Regions from separate parts of the Homo sapiens genome. Here region 2 is linked to region 1. Evidence: chromatin loops called from intact Hi-C (ENCODE). Cell type or tissue: mammary epithelial cell. All regions are shown on one strand.

Region 1 (2,500 bases):
CGGGAAACATGGGAGACAGAGGAGCGGGGGGAGGCAGGGAAGGTTCAGGCAGAGGGCAGAAGCAGGAAGTGGTAAGTGGTGCATCAGTGAGGACAACTAGAGAAAAAAAAAGCCTGCAAACAGTCTTGTCCATACCAGAAGTAAATCCAGTTACTTCAAGATTGCATCTGAGAAGTCTCCCTCCAACTAAGCTATGCATACTCCCTCCCCTGGCCCCAGATAACCTGTTATCCCCAACTCTGCTCAGCTGCAGTCCGGGACAGGGCCCTTCACTGCCTCTCCTCTGGCGTTGAGAATCGCTCTGCCCTGAGGACACCCACCCTCCTGCCCACCCACCTGCCGGAGGACAGGCCACTCACTTATCCAGCTTGTGAATCTGCTCCTCGTTGTAGCCAAGCCCTGGAGGAAACAGACAGAACAGATGTCACCTATTCAATCAGTCAACGAAACAGTGTGCAGCAAAGGTCGAGAGACAGTTAAAAGATGAAGACGGCCCAGCCTGTGCTGCTTCACGGGAACTCACCGCCCAGCGGAGCAGGAGGGGCAGAGGAGTGAAGCTAGCACCGGAATAGCTGATTAGGACAAAGCCAGGGCCTCAAGAAGCCATGGGGAAATTGTGTGAGGGCCCCAGGGGAAGGCAGCCTGCAGTGCAGGGCCGGGGTGGGGACGTGGGGGATGCTTCAGGTGGGAGTTGGTGGATGAAGTGGGCTTAGAAGGAGGCTCGGTCAACCATAGCCCCTTATCCAGCACCCTCCCAGAGTGACTGATGCCTGCAGCTGGGTGGTCCCATCCCTGAATGTTCATGGGCGCTACCTGCAACGAGCTGGAGAAATCAGGCCACCACCTTCTACCTCCCCGCTCTGCCCAGCCACTTTTGCCAGAAAGGCTGAAGCTTTCATGGCCTTGGCTGCCTCCTGAAGGGCCCTAAGGCTCATGCACTAGGGAGATGCTGCCCCCTCCTGGTCTTCGCAGGAATGGGCCTCCAGGGTGGCGGCAGCCCCAAGATGAAATGATGATGGCGGTTCACTTCGAGGGCCTCCCCATCCCACTCCTCTCATAGCAGAGTCCCCCTCCTGGGCCCTGCACTCGGCCAGCTAAGAGCATGTGTGCAGTCCGAGAGACCTGGGACAAACCTCAGCCCTTCCTCCTGTTGGCAGGCGGCACTAGGCGAGTGATTTCACTTCGCTGAGCCTGTCTCCTTATCCATCACAGGTGCCACTTGGGAGTCCCGTGAGGCTCATGCGAGAGAGCCTGAAGACCACCGGGCATTTTAAAAAATGGTATCTTTCAACACGCTGGGTTTTAACAGTTAGGGGTTCATTTTTAATTTTATTAAAGGACTCTTAAAGACCAATAGAAGTAAAACTCCTTTGAGGCTGTAAAATGGGATAGTTAAAAGCAGCTGGACCTAGATTACTTGGGCTACTTAACCTTTCTGTGTCTTGGTTTTCTCATCTATAAAATGGGGAGGGTAATGATGCCTAGAGGTTTTGTTATTGTTGTTGTTTGAGACAGGGTCTCGCTCTTGCCCTGGCTGGAGTGCTGCAGTGGTGTGATCTTAGCTCACTGCAGTCTCGAACTCCCAGCTCCCAGGCTCAGGTGATCCTCCCACCTCAGCCTCCCAAGTAGTTAGGACTACAGGCGCATGCCCACGTCCAGCTAGTTTTGTTTATTTTTTGTAGAGACGGGGTCTTGCTATGTTGCCCAGGCTGGTCTTGAACTCCTGGGCCCAAGTGATCCTCCCGCTTCAGTTTTCCAAAGTGCTGAGATTACAGACATGAGCCACTGCACACAGCTCCATGTATGTGTGTGTGTGTATATATATATATATATATATATATATATATACACACACACACACACACACACACATATACACACATATATAAAATTTAGTTTCCCAATAGAGATGTGTTATAAATGTTATATATATGTGAATAATATATATATGAATAATATATATATGTGAATAATATATATATGAATTATATATATATATGTGAAATATAAAACAATGAAGTGATGGGAAAGCATCCTGTAGTCCCAGCTAGTCAGGAGCCTGAGATGGGAGGATGGCTTGAGCCCAGGAGGTTGAGGCGACAGTGAGCAGTGATCATGCCATTGTACTCCTGCCTGGGTGACAAAGGCCCTGTCTCAAATATATATATTAGCATGTAATCAATATAAACAGAATTGCTAAGGAAATAAGTTATATATTTATGTGTATATATACACGTGGGATTTTGAAGATAACACAAAAAGAATATAAGGTATTTCCTTAGTGATTTTGTTTATATTGATTACACGCTAAAATGACACTGGATATATTGGGTTGAATAACACATTAAAATTAATTTCACTTGTTTCTTTCTACTTTTTAAAAATTGGCTACTAGAAGACTTAGAATTACATACGTGTCTGGCATTATATTTCTATTGGACAGTGGTTTTTAGATAATCCCAAGGAGAGAAGAGAATTTGGCAATAAAGCCCAAGACCTT
Region 2 (2,500 bases), 120 kb before region 1:
CCAAATTTTATACAGCTGGCTTCCTGTTCTTAGGCTACTTGCTTCTGAAGCCGTAAATAAAAGCTTCATTGGTTCTCTGCCCTCACTTTTTTGTCCACTGTGACCATTTTCTGCTGCTGCAATCCGGATGCCTCCAAATCTCAAGTGACACTCAGTTTCTTAGGTTTTTTCCTTCCTCAAAAATGAAACCTCTCTGGGCATCCCCTTACAACCTTCTCTTTAGCTTTGAGTTGAGTTTCTTTCCTGTATTCTAATTAAAGTGACCATAGTGTTAGGTTTTTCCATTTCTCTAGAAGATTGGCTTTTTGGTAGTAGTGTTTTCTGGATCTCTTTTTGTACAGTGTACACGCTGTGGTCCTATCCTGATCTTCTGCCAACCTTTACAACATGGCCTCTGGTGCTCGAGAAACTGGTAGGGGGAGCAGGTAAGAGGATTCTCCTATATTCTGGCTATTGGCTGAAACCTACTTAGCAAAAGCCAACTGATGTAATAAACTTACCCATTTCCTGTGTTTTTGTGGTTGAAAAATGGAATTTTTTCCCCTATGTGTTTTATGTTTCTCACTTGGCTGGTTCCACACAAGATCTCTGGGCCCCTCTGGCCCTGTTGTAAGGCTTAAATAAGTGTTGTGAAAGTATTTTATGAACCACCATGTGCTATACTGTAAATCAATAAGCTGAATTTAGGAAACTAGGACAAGACAGATCATGTTATAGGCTACTCAAACTTTTTTTATTTTTTTTTTTTTGAGATGGAGTCTCACTCTGTTGCTCAGGCTGGAGTGCAGTGGCATGATCTCGGCTCACTACAACCTCTGCCTCCCAGGTTCAAGTGATTCTCCTGCCTCAGCCTCCCGAGTAACTGGGATTACAGGTGTGCATCACCACGCCTGGCTAATTTTTGTATTTTTAGTAGAGACAGGGTTTCATCATGTTGGCCAGGCTGGTCTCGAACTTCTGACCTCAAGTCAACTGCCCGCCTTGGCCTCCCAGAGTGCTGGGATTACAGGCGTGAGCCACCGCACCTGGCTAAGAGTAGCTCTTTTATGCCAGAAGAATGTTAGGAGCTGAGTCTGGAGTGGAAGTCAAGGTTCCCACTTCTGGCTTAGAAACCACCATTTGAATAAAAATAAATGTCCTGCTATTGGATGGGTGAAGGGGTCATAAAAAGCGTAAGCCACAGGCATAAGGCACTGCGCCCGGCCAGGACACTCAAACTCTGTTTGACCTTTAGCCCCCTAAGGGGAGAAGGTCTGATACTGAAGTTGCCATTTTTCATTTTTATTATGAATAACATAGTTGATAACTAATAACTATTTTTTTGTTGGAAGTTGCCATTTTTCATTTTTATTATGAAAAACATAGTTGATACCTAGTAACTATTTTTTTGTTGAGCGAGTGAGGAAATGATGAAGTAAAACGCAGAGTGAGATGGAGGCTGAATGCAGGTTGTGATTTTTTTTGTTCATTGCAGATTTGATGCTGCCTGGACTGGTGATGCCCCCTGCTGGTCTGCCTCAGGTACAGAAGGGCGACCTCTGTGCCATTTCTTTGGTGGGGAACAGGTACTGTGCCAGGCAACTGTGCCTTTGGGGGAAAAACTTGTGTAAAAGAGAAGTTGGAGGGGAATGACAACTTATAAAGCATATGAACAAAAGAGTGAAAGCAAAAATCGGTTTTGGAAGAAGCAGAGTGGGCCAGCAGGAGAATGGCAGCAAACCTATGGGGAATCCATGTGCCTGGGCAGAGTGTATTTGCTGTTTGCTGTTGCTGCTCTGTTTTCTTTCAACTTAGCATTTTTATTTTATTTTATTTTATTTTATTTTTTAGATTTACAGAAGAGTTGCAAAGATAGTAGAGTTCTGAAATGCTCATTACCCAGCTTCCTCTAATGGTAGCCTCTTACATAACCACAATATAGATTATTACAACTAAGAAATTAACATTGGCAAAGTACTGCTAACTAAACTACAGACTTTATTCATATTTCCCCAGTTTTTTCACTGATATCTTCTTTCTCTTCACGTATCCAATGTAAAATACCAAATTCCATTTAGTTGTCATGTCTCCTTAGTCTCCTGTTTGTGACCTTTTTTGTTTTTTTGTTGTTGTTGTCTTTCATCACCCTCATGCTTTTTCCCTATATGCATATCATTATCCTCATCTTTTAATTATTTTTGATAGCTTTATTGAGATACAGTTTACATACAGACAGGATCTCACTCTGTTGCTCAGGCTGGTCTCAGATTGTTGGCTTCAAGCGATACTCCTGCCTTGGCCTCGCAAAGAGTTGGGATCACAGGCATGAGCCACTACGTCTAGCCTCCAATGCTTCTTTTTAAAAATAAGAAGTAATTGTATGAACAGCTCTGAAAAATTAAAAGCCTCCCTTACCCCACAATCTTTTTCTCCTAGAAATAACCATTATCATTTTGATGTGTGTCCTTCTTGTCATTGTCCTACACATATATACATGTGCGTATAAAAATACATGGCTTAG

Evidence for each region. A loop is a pair of places that touch in the nucleus more often than their neighbours do. Peaks named below come from ENCODE experiments on the same cell type or tissue, not always from the same donor. Only the 100,000 strongest peaks of a DNase experiment are listed, where the experiment ranks them.
Region 2: it touches region 1 in a loop (7-fold over the local background); 3 of 110 quality-filtered maps call a loop at or near these places.

Annotation. Positions count from the first base shown.
Region 1 is chr1:206,488,718-206,491,217 of GRCh38, reverse strand. IKBKE (inhibitor of nuclear factor kappa B kinase subunit epsilon) reads right to left here. Exons shown (of 22, transcript NM_014002.4): 17 at 360-399. IKBKE-AS1 (IKBKE antisense RNA 1) reads left to right here. Exons shown (of 2, transcript NR_172918.1): 2 at 1-102. Among named protein-coding and RNA genes, the nearest start is that of IKBKE-AS1, 7.8 kb to the left of the region's middle. In mammary epithelial cell, a CTCF peak has its summit at 952 (motif pointing left); no DNase peak of the experiment used is centred here.
Region 2 is chr1:206,607,301-206,609,800 of GRCh38, reverse strand. It overlaps EIF2D (eukaryotic translation initiation factor 2D), which reads left to right. Exons shown (of 15, transcript NM_006893.3): 3 at 342-425; 4 at 1,475-1,565. Among named protein-coding and RNA genes, the nearest start is that of EIF2D, 3.9 kb to the left of the region's middle. RefSeq lists enhancers at 54-113, 154-253. In mammary epithelial cell, a CTCF peak has its summit at 1,523 (motif pointing left); no DNase peak of the experiment used is centred here; H3K27ac peaks cover 266 bases.